2 separate regions of the Homo sapiens genome follow, and region 1 is linked to region 2. Evidence: chromatin loops called from intact Hi-C (ENCODE). Cell type or tissue: ovary. All regions are shown on one strand. Each heading gives the region's core, and the rest is flanking DNA. Links, peaks and the distances in the headings are about the cores only.

What was found. Peaks named below come from ENCODE experiments on the same cell type or tissue, not always from the same donor. Only the 100,000 strongest peaks of a DNase experiment are listed, where the experiment ranks them.
Region 1: a loop joins it to region 2, with 2.8 times the contacts of the local background. A loop is called at or near these places in 44 of 110 quality-filtered maps.

Annotation. Positions count from the first base shown.
Region 1 is chr19:37,912,458-37,917,823 of GRCh38, reverse strand. The region is part of intron 1 of SIPA1L3 (signal induced proliferation associated 1 like 3); the gene reads right to left. Among named protein-coding and RNA genes, the nearest start is that of SIPA1L3, 7.9 kb to the right of the region's middle. RefSeq lists enhancers at 1,204-2,069, 2,070-2,935. In ovary, for the core only: no CTCF peak of the experiment used is centred there; no DNase peak of the experiment used is centred there.
Region 2 is chr19:38,207,540-38,212,905 of GRCh38, reverse strand. It overlaps SIPA1L3 (signal induced proliferation associated 1 like 3), which reads right to left. Exons shown (of 22, transcript NM_015073.3): 22 at 4,537-5,366. DPF1 (double PHD fingers 1) reads left to right here. Exons shown (of 12, transcript NM_001135155.3): 11 at 545-626; 12 at 773-1,900. The coding sequence ends at 843. Among named protein-coding and RNA genes, the nearest start is that of DPF1, 14 kb to the left of the region's middle. RefSeq lists an enhancer at 2,310-3,293. In ovary, for the core only: a CTCF peak has its summit at 3,189; DNase peaks (open chromatin) are centred at 2,077 and 3,105; H3K4me3 peaks cover 777 bases; H3K27ac peaks cover 945 bases.

The sequences.
Region 1 (5,366 bases), core at 114-5,113, 300 kb after region 2:
TTTGTTGTCCAGGCTGGTCTCAAACTCCTGGGCTTAAGCAATCCTCCTGCCTGGGCCTCCCAAAATGTTAGGATTACAGGTATGATCTTCTACGACCGGCCTCAGAATCGATTTTGTGCAACAAGTCCCTCCTATGGTTTTCATTGCTCAAAACTCAGACCCTATCCCCCTTAAACACCCTCCAATACAGCATATAAAACAGGTTTAAAAGTATACACTCTGCACCTGAGCTCAAATGCTGCCTCTGCCACTTCCCAACTTTGAGCAAGTGACCTCTCATTGCCTTATCTCAGCTTCCTCATCTGTGAAATGGGAATAACTGTAGTCCCTGGCACCTCCGAACACAGGCAACACCCACCAACACTAAGCACAGTGCCAGGCACATACAGCAAGTTTGATGGACAGTAGCTCTTTGGTTAGCTATAACTGCTTGTGATAAACCTGCTTTTCATCATACATCTGCCCTTCTCCGCCAAGATAAAACAGGAGTGGCATGTCAGATCTATCACTGAACTACCACCTTTGATTTACACGTGAATCTCATACCCTCGGCCAGTGCTGTCCGATGTGGTAGCCATTAGCCACATGTAGCCACCGAGCACTTGAAACATGGCTGGTACCAACTGAGATACGCTGAAAGTGTAAAATACATATTGTATGTCAAACGCTTAATGTGGAAAAAAGGAAGTAAAATAGCTCACTAATAATTTCTATATTGATTACATGTTGAAATGATGTTTTAGATGAAATAAAATATATCATTAAAATTACTTTCCTGCTTCCTTTTACTTTTCAAAATATGGCTACTAGAAAATTTTTAATTACCTATATGAGCCTCATCAGTGACCCACATTTTTTTTTTTTTGAGAAGGAGTCTCACTCTGTTGCCCAGGCTGGAGTGCAGTGGTGCAATCTTGGCTCACTGCAACTGTCACCTCCAGGGTTCAAGTGATTCTCTGCCTCCGTCTCCCGAGTAGTTGGGATTACAGGCACATGCCACCAGACTCAGCTAATTTTTGTATTTTAAGTAGAGATGGGATTTCACCATGTTGGCTAGGCTGGTCTCGAACTCCTGAACTCAAGTGATCCACCCGCGTCAGCCTCCCAAAGTGCTGGGATTACAGGCATGAGTCACCGCGCTCGGCCCCACGTTATATTTCTAACAGACAGCACTGTTGTGGGCTTTTGAGAACCAGTGTCTTATTCAACTTTATACTGTCAGTGTCAAGCATGGACCCTGACACACAGGGTAGGTGAAGAAATGTTTCACAGATGGACAGATGAAAGATGCTCTCCATACTTTCAGTCTTTTTTTTTTTTTTTTTTTTTTAGACACAGAGTGGTGTGATCATAGCTCACTGTATCCTTGATCTCCTGGGCTCAAGGTGTGGTAGTGCCTGGGCTCAAGTGATCCTCTCACCTCAGCCTCCTGAGTAGCTGGGATTATAGGTGCACATCACCAAGCCTGGCTAATTTAAAAATTTTTTGCAGAGATGAGGTCAGATGCGGTGGCTCACGTCTGTAATCCCAGCACTTTGGGAGGCTGAGGCGGGAAGACCACCTGAGGTCAGGAGTTTGAGACCAGCCTGGCCAACATGGTAAAACCCCATCTCTACTAAAAATATAAAAATTAGCCGGGTGTGGTGGTGGGCGCCTGTAATCCCAGCTACTGTGGAGGCTAAGGCAGGACAGTCATTTGAACCCAGGAGGCAGAGGTTGCAGTGAGCTGTGATCATACCACTATACTCCAGCCTGGGCAACAGAGTGAGAACTGTCTCAAAAACAAAAACTTTTTTTTTTTTTGCAGAGTTGGGGTCTATGTTGCCCAGACTGGTCTTGAACTTCTGGTCTGAAGTAATCCTCCCACCTCGGCCTCCCAAAGTGCTGGGATTACAAGCCTGAGCCACCATGCCCACCCAATATTTTTAGTCTTAAAAGCACCCACTACTGTCCTCACATCTAACCAGGGCTACCCTTCATTCAAAATACGCCCACGCTACAGCAAATCAAAGTGCACACAGGTCATGATGCCGGAGCAGGGACCTGGGGCCCTTACAGGTCCAAGAATCATTGTCTTAGTTGATGGGCTATAGTATGATACTTTAACAGCCCACATGGCTAGTGTGCTTAAAACACCATTTCCAGCTGGGTGCATGGCTCACATCTGTAATCTCAACACTTTGGGAGGCTGAGGCCGTCGGATCACTTGAGGTGAGGAGTTGGAGACCAGCCTGGCCAAGATGGTGAAACCCCATCTCTACTAAAAATACAAAAATTAGCTGGGAGTGGCGGTGGGCGCCTGTAACTCCAGGTACTCAGGAGGCTGAGGCAGGAGAATCGCTTGAACCCAGGAAGCGGAGGTTGCAGTGAGCCCAGATCACACCACTGCACTCCAGCGTGGGCAACAGAGCGAGCCTCTGACTCAAAAAAAACAAAAACAAACAAACAAAAAAAAACACCTTTTCCAGCCAAGTCCCAAGTCCCCTTGCAAAGCTCACCCAAAGGAGACACCCTGCTCCCTCTCCTTGGACACTACACTTTGTTTCATGCTAACCTGTGCCTGGTATGGCAACCAAGCAGTCAACCTTGTTTTACTTGACAGGCTCTGCTGGAGGGTCTTTAGTTTTGAAACCACCACCAAACCATCCCTATCGTGTCTCATTGAGAGCAAAAATGATGCCACAACATCCCAGGCGGCCCCTGCTGCCACATCAATTAGGTACTAAATATAGTCTAAAGTGCTTTGCATGTCAAACAACAAGGAAAGGAAATGCTGTGTCCACTTCCTCAATTTGCCTCTGCCTGGTAAGGAGGGCCCTGGAAGAGTTTAGAATGCAGGTGAAGAGCATGGAGGGTGGAATCAGTTTCCTCATCTGTAAAATGAGTTTGATCAAGTTAATTACTTCACTGGACTACTGTCAGGATTAACTGAGGAATGTGTGAAATGCTTAGAAAAGCATCTAGCACAGAGTAAGCACCAGGTAAGCTGCTATCATTATTATTATTTTATAAAAAAGTAGGCCAGGTATGGTGGCTCGTGCCTGTAATCTTAGCACTTTGGAAGACTGAGGGTGGAGGATCACCTGAGCCCAGAAGTTCAAGATCAGCCTGGGCAAAACAGGTCTCTACAAAAAATAGAAAAAATGTGGCCGGCTGCAGTGGCTCACACCTGTAATCCCAGCACTTTGGGAGGCTGAAGCAGGCAGATCACCTGAGGTCAGGCGTTTGAGACCACCCTGGCCAACATGGTGTAACCTGTCTCCTCTATTAAAAGTACCAAAAAAAAATTAGCCAGGTGTGGTGGCACATTCCTGTAATCCCAGCTCCTTGGGAGGCTGAGGCAGGAGGATCACTTGAGCCCAGGAAGCAGAGGTTGCAATGAGCTGAGATCATGCCACTGCACTCCAGCCTGGGCGACAGAGCAGACCCTGCCACAAAAAAAAAAAAAATTAAAGTAGTATCAACTTGAAAACTAGGAATTAACTCTTCTCCAGTCAAACTGATACTCTTTGTAGCAAACTCACTCCCACCTCCGGGCCTTAACACTTGCTGTTCCCTCTACCTGGAATGTTCTTTCTTCAACTTTCGGCATAGCCAGTGCCACTGCTCATTAAGGTATCAGTTCACATGACTCCTCAAAGAGGCCTGGGAGGCCTTCCCTGACCATCAAAGCTAAGGTAACCACCGCCATCTTGCCCCATCAGCCATTTGCTCTCCACTTACCCTGTTAAATTTTCTCCATCACAGTTAAAACTATCTGAAGAGGCAGGATCAGGATTTTTTTTTTTTTTTTTTTTTTGAGACGGCCTCTCACTCTGCCGCCCAGGCTGGAGTGCAGTGGTGCAATCTAGGCTCACTGTAAACTCCGCCTCCTCCTGCCTCCTAGGTTCACGTGATTCTCCTGCCTCAGCCTCCCGAGTAACTGGGACTACAGGCGCCTGTCACCACACCTGGCTAATTTTTGTATTTTTAGTAGAGACGGGGTTTCACCTTGTTAGCCAGGATGGTCTCGATCTCCTGACCTCGTGATCTGCCCGCCTCAGCCTCCCAAAGTGCTGTGATCACAGGCGTGAGCCGCTGTGCCCAGCCAGGATTTTTTTTAATTAAAAAAAAAAAAAAGAAAGAAAAGGCTGGGCACAGTGGCTCACGCCTGTAATCCCAGCACTGTACAAGGCCAAGGTAGGCAGATCACCTGAGGTCAGGAGTTCAAGACCAGCCTGGCTAACATGGCAAAACCCCTCCTCTACTAAAAATACAAAAATCAGCAGGGCATAGTGGCGCATGCCTGTAATCCCAGTTACTCAGGAGCCTGAGGCAGGAGATGGGCTTGAACTTGGGAGGCAGTGGTTGCAGTGAGCTGAGATTGTGCCAGCCTGGGTGACAGCGAGACTCCATCTCAAAAACACAAAGTGAAATGATCCTGTTTATTGTGTGTCTTCCCGGGCTAGAATGGCTAGAATGTAAACCCTAGGACAGCAAGGATCTTGTCTGTCTTGTTGACTGCTGAATCCTCAGTGCCTAGGATAGGACCCTGGCTCACAGCAGGGTCTCAACACATCTGTCAACTCAATAAAATAAGAATAGTAGCTAACTGCACAGGGCTAATGACAGCCTAATGTGCTGAAAGTCTTGCAGACATTTCATTCAGTCTCCAGCGACCCCCGAGGTAAAGACTACTATCATACCCATTTTGCCAATGAAGAAAAAAGCTCAGTGCACATCTTACAAGTTAGTGGCTATACTGTGATTTGAACTTGGTCTGCCCGCCACCTAAGCCACCTTCCAACCATGGCACACTTCTCGCAAATATGAGGAGTGATATTTCCCACTGATGCTCCACCACCAGCCCCTCACCCCCACCACCCACTGTGGTCAGGGCACTTTACTGGCTCCTGTCTTCCTGGGCAAATCTCCTCCCTTCTTTCAGCGGCAGCTGGATCCCTCACCTTAGGCCCCCAACATCTCCAAGCGGGATCCCTGCAATATAACTTTTTCTTATTTCTACCTGGTGTTTCAAGTGATTGAGTTGGCTCTTCCTGTGAATTTCTCTGGGTTTGAAAGAACACATGTAGGCTGAGGCGGGAGGATCATTTGAGGCCAGGACTTCGAGACCAGTCTAGGCAACATAGTGTGAGACCCTATCTCTACAAAAATTTAAAAATTAGCTGGGTGTGGTGGTGCACACCTGTAGCCCCAGCTACTAGGGAGTCTGAGGTGGGAGGATCACTTGAGCCCAGGAGTTCAAGGTTACAGTGAGCTATGATGACGCCACTGCACTCCAGCGTGGGCAACAGAGTGACCCTGTCTCTAAAAAAAAGATCACAGCTGGCCCTGCCCTGAAGGCTTGACATAGATAATCTTATGAA
Region 2 (5,366 bases), core at 190-5,189:
AGCGGTGGCCCACCTGTGTAATCCCAGCACTTTGGGAGGCTGAGGAATTTTGAGCCCAGGAGTTCTAGACCAGACCAGCCTGGGCAACATAGTGAGACTCCCGTCTCAAAAAAAAAAAAAAAAAAAAAAAAGTCGTGCATGGTGGCGCACACCTGTAGTCCCAGCTCAGGAGACTGAGGCAGGAGAATCACTTGAGCCCCAAGGAGTGTGAGGCTGCAGTGAGCTGTGACTGCACCACCGCACTTCCAGCCTGGGCAACAGGGTAGGACCCTGTCTCTAAAAATATAAAATAATAATAATAATAAGCCTTCCACAGAGCCTTATAAAACCCCCACTATAAATCGCAAAGGGACTGTCCTGAGGGATATGTGTTTGGCTAAGCAGTGTTGCGCACACATTTCCTGCTGCAAAGACCTTCTCAGAACCTTTCTCGGAAGGCCTCACCTCCCCCAGCCCCCTTGACCTAGCCCCTGCCCCAGCCCCCCACCCCCGTTTCTGGTGCCCGTGCCCCCAGGGTGCCAGCTGGGCGGGTCTCACCCCCCAGGACCAGCTGCTGTTTTGTGATGACTGCGATCGGGGTTACCACATGTACTGCCTGAGTCCCCCCATGGCGGAGCCCCCGGAAGGTGAGAGGAGAGGTGGGCATCCCATGGGGCGGGTGGGTGGGAACGCCATCTCCTGGTTGTGGAAGACTGTGTGTCCTCGGGGTGGGAAGGGGCTGGGGCAGCCCTCCCGGACCCGGGCCTGACTTCAGCTTCGGCTGCCCCCGCAGGGAGCTGGAGCTGTCACCTCTGTCTCCGGCACCTGAAGGAAAAGGCTTCTGCTTACATCACCCTCACCTAGGCCGGCTCGGCTCGCCGCGACTCTGGGGTGGTGCTCGCCTACCTGCCTCTCCGAGCTCCTCAATTCTCCCCCACCCTGAACATCCCGCAGGGGGAGGGGGAGAGGGGGAAGCCGAGAGGGGGCTGGGCCACCCCCTCCCCTCTGTGCAAGTGGAATGTCTGCCCTGTGGGTGGGTGGGCCCGGCCAGGGCCTCTCCCTCCCTCCCTCCCTCTCTGTCCCTTGGCAAATGGACACCAGGGGCTTCTCCCCTCAAAGCCATACCCCGCCTCTGGGCGGGCATGGGGGGTGGTGGGTGCCAGCCAGGGGCATGGACAGAGCCTTTTTCTAAAGAAAAAGACAAAAAGTTAAAAAAAAAAAAAAGAAGAAAAGAAAAGAAGTTAATATATACAAAGAGTCCTCCAAGGCCTGGCTGGGTGGAGGGGCGCTGCTGAGAGTGTCCACCGGGCACCCGCCTCTGCCGGCCCCCCGCCGGGCGCCCCAACCCCAATTTCTGGAGCTGCAGCCGTCCCGCGCCCCACCCAAGGTGGGCGCCTTCCCCTCTTGTGCCCAGGGCGGTGGGCGTGGTGTCCACCCGCCCCTCCTGGTGCCCACGGTGGATACTGCATGATGTGAACCTTGGTTTTGAACTCTGTTCCTGCCCCTCCCCGACCGCCCCAGCCTGTGCCCGCCCCGTGCCTGCCGTGGCTGGTGGGTGGCGGTGGTGGGGCCGGGTGGGCCCCCGCCCAGCGCCTGCTGGAATGAGAAGCACAGACTCCGCCACGGACTCCTTTTCTCTCCCTCCTCCCGCCCCGCCAGGCCTGGCGGCCCCCGCCCCCCTCGCTGGCCATTTTGGGGGAGTGAGGGGGCGTGGTTGTTTCTTGTGGTTGTGTGTGTTTGTTGTTCGGGTTTTAAAAAAGGGAAACTGAGACTGCAGGTGGGGGAGGTGGTGGGTTTTGGGGGGATGTCCCCTAATCCAGGAGTGCCCCCTCACTTGTCACCGAGTCTCCTCTATTGCCTGCCTCTGCTGTGAATTAACTTGTTCTGTGTATTAAACTGGGCCTGACCCCTCTGCCCACGACTGCCTCGTTCTCCCGTCTGGTTTGGGGCATCACCAAGAAGGAGGACCGGGGGTCGACGGGCCTTGTTGGGGGTGAGGCGACCAGCCAGCCCCTACCTCCATCCACCTCCTTCTTCCCCTGCCTGCACCCTGCCTCTCCCCGGCTTTGTCCCAGCTCCGCCCTGCTTTGCCAGAAAGGAGGAGAAGGGGGATGGGGTGGAGGGGCTCCCGCCCAGCCAGCTGTGGTTGCCCTGGCAACGGGCTGCTGCAGCTGCAGCGGGCGCAGCCGGGAGGGAGGCGGGAGCCGGGCCGGGGGAAGGGAAGGGCTGGGAAGAGGACGGTGGGTTGGCCCCTCCTGAGGCTGGGGTGGGGAACGGGGGTGTCAGGAGGTGTCATCCCAGACCCAGACATCTCCAGGGGGCTCCGTGTCCTGGATGTGGGGCAAATCAGCGGTGGCGATAAGGTGGAAAGAGAGGCGCTAAGGGAGGGCAGGAGGGTATCTAGACACGGGCACTGGGAGAGAGACTGAGATGTGGGCGACGGGTGGGGGGCGGGAGTGAGGAGTGAGGGAACTAGGACACAGATCAGGAGAGAGAAAGAGACGAGGACAGTCACACAGTTATTGAGAGAATCAGAAAAAAGAGCAAGAGGGTGCAGAAGGGAGAGAGACAGGAGGAAGGACCAGGAGAGAGGAAGGGAGCAGGGGTGAGAAGGAGGTTTAACGGCAGAGAGGGAATAACTAATAAAAAATAGCTGACATGCTGGGAGAGACGGGAGGAGGAGAAGGAGGACGGTGATTGGGGAAGAGCAGCAGCAGATTTAGGGAGAGGTCCTCCAAGAGGGGAGGCAGAGAAGGAGGTAACATCTATCAGGAGAGGGAAGAGTGAGAGGGAGCCACATTGCGGGTGGAGAGAGAGAGACTTGGGATCAGGGGCAGGCAAAGTCCCAGGACAACAGGCAGAGATGGGGAGAGACGCGGGCGGCAGGGGAGAGAAGGAGACAGACTTTAGGGGAACAGCAGAACAATCTGCAGAGAGAGCCGGAGGTATGAGGGACCCAGAAAGATTGGGGAGGAGAGACAGGGATGTCCGAGACGGGCAGAGGAAGCTGGAAACTGGGACACGAAGGGAAGGGCCGGGCCTCAAAGCACAGTTTGGGCGCGACCAGGGGCTGGCGTGCGCGCGAGTTGTGGGGTGCTGGAAGCAGCTGGCGTGGCTCCGGCGCCAGGAGAGGATGTGAGAACAGCCTGTTCCCAGGCTTCCCGCCCCCTTCGCCCGGTGGCGGGGGGAGGGCAGTGCGGGTTGAGGACGGGGCCTCGAGGAGGAGGAGGGCGGAGACAGGGAGGGTGTCTAGAACTCCAGAATTTTTAGGAGATGTGGGAATGGCTGGTCCTGCTCCTCCGGATGCCAGCCCCACGCCTTTTGGAAAAAGACATTTTTTGGAGGGGGCAGGGTCTGAGTCAGAGAAGCACTGGGTTTTAGCTCAGAGATGTGAAACTCCACGACAGGTACATGGGTAAGGGAGGCAGAAAGACCCCACCTGGCCAGCCCCGTCAGGAGGCTAGGCTTCCCTCAAGGGGCTGGACTTCGGGATTTTCAGGAGGAATTTCCTGATTCAGAAACCAGTTTGATCCCGGTTCCCAAAATGCAAATGTTCACCAGGCCAGATGCAGATCTGGGGCGATCAGGGGCTGCTTTCTACCCCCAAAGCATTCACTTGGCAAGTGGCAGCAGGGGTCTGCTCCCACCTCTACAGACAGAAGGGGGAAGAGTGTCCCAAATGCAGCCATGTGGCCAGGGCCAAAGGAGGCAGGGGCCCCTTGTGAGTCTTGCAGCAAAGGACAGATCAACCAAGCTGGAAACCTGGCCTTCCTCATGTGCAATATCCATTAAAAAAAAAAGTTAAGCTGGGCGCGGTGGCTCACACTTGTAATGCAGCACTTTGGGAGGCCGAGGTGGGCAGATCAGTTGAGGTCAGGAGTTCGAGACCAGCCTGGCCAACATGGTGAAATCTCGTCTCTACAAAAACACAAAAATTAGCCGGGTCCCCGTAATTCCAGCTACTCGGGAAGCTAAGGCAGGAGAATCACTTGAACCTAGGACGTGGAGGTTGCAGTGAGCTGAGATTGCACCACTGCACTCCAGCCTGGGTGACAGAGTTTCTGTTTCGAAAAAAAGTTAAAAAAAAAAAAAAAAAGGTTTTTTTAGAGGTAGGATCTTGCTATGTTGTCCAGGCTGGTTTTGAATTCCTAGGCTCAAGCAATCCTCCTGCCTCAGCCTCTCAAAAAGTGCTGGGATTACAGGCATGAGCCACTGCACCTGGCTGAATGTCCAGATTAAAAGTTGGCCACTATTTCTAAGACCCAACACAACCCTCTGGGCTGGGGCTGGCCTTCAGGCCTCCAGTATATGACCTCTGAGGCAGAATCTCACTCTTTTGAACTTAAGGACATTTCACATTCTGAGTGTTGGATTTCTGTCCTTTGGATTCCAAGGAAAAGAAGTTAGCAAGGCAGGTGCCCCTGGTTCTTAGGACATGTGTGTGGTGGTCATGGTGTGGGGGATTTGGGGACAGGAGCAGGAGGAGGGGCCGATGCTGGACCACACCCTCTGGTCAGCAACTCCAGGCAGCTGCCCCAAAAGTGAACACACAAGCCATTTCTATGAAACCTTTATTTCCTTTGAAACCTCCAGAAACATGCCAGAAAATCTCAAGACAGGGATGGGGAAAAAAAAAAGACAATAAAGAATAATAAAAAAAAAATCCAAATGAAACAAATCAACATATGAAAAAAAAAACCTGCTGCTATCTTCGGCCATTGGATAGAACATCAACCTCAAATTAAATAGATCTGTTTTTGCAGAAATCCTTAAAAAATAACAGAAAACAAAACCAAAAATCATAATTTACACTTGTCCATGTACATGATTAAGTCCCCAAAATGATTCGAATGATCTGAAGATGGGAGGAGACAACTGAAAAAAAAAAAAAAAAAGGGACCCGATGAGGGTCTAAGGGGTGGGGGTGGGGGACGGGTGGGCCCCCCAGAGAAGGGGATGGGGGAGAAGATGGCATCACAGTAGCTGGCCAGGGCTGAGGACGCTGCCTGGGGCACGCCCACCTCACTCTTGGTGTTGGGGGTGAGGGTGGGGGCAGGGGCAGCGCTGAGGTTTCCTCCTCCAGGGGGCCAGAGGCTGATCACAGGAGACGCGATAAGAACCCTCTTCTCTCACCCCCACCCATCCACACCGGCACCTCCGAGTGCCTGCGTCCTATGCAGTCCCCAGAGCCCCCTCCTCTGAGGTTCCTGACCCCAGAGAGAAGGCAGCAGAGGTCCCTGGACAAGGGCCGGGTTGCCTGGTGCTGGCTCACAGCCAGACCTGCTCCGCCAACTCCTCCCCGCCTGGTGCCTCCCAAAAAGGGCACCGGCCTGCCCTGACTTCATCCCTCTGGTCCTCCCACTGACCCCCAGCCCACAGGGGACACG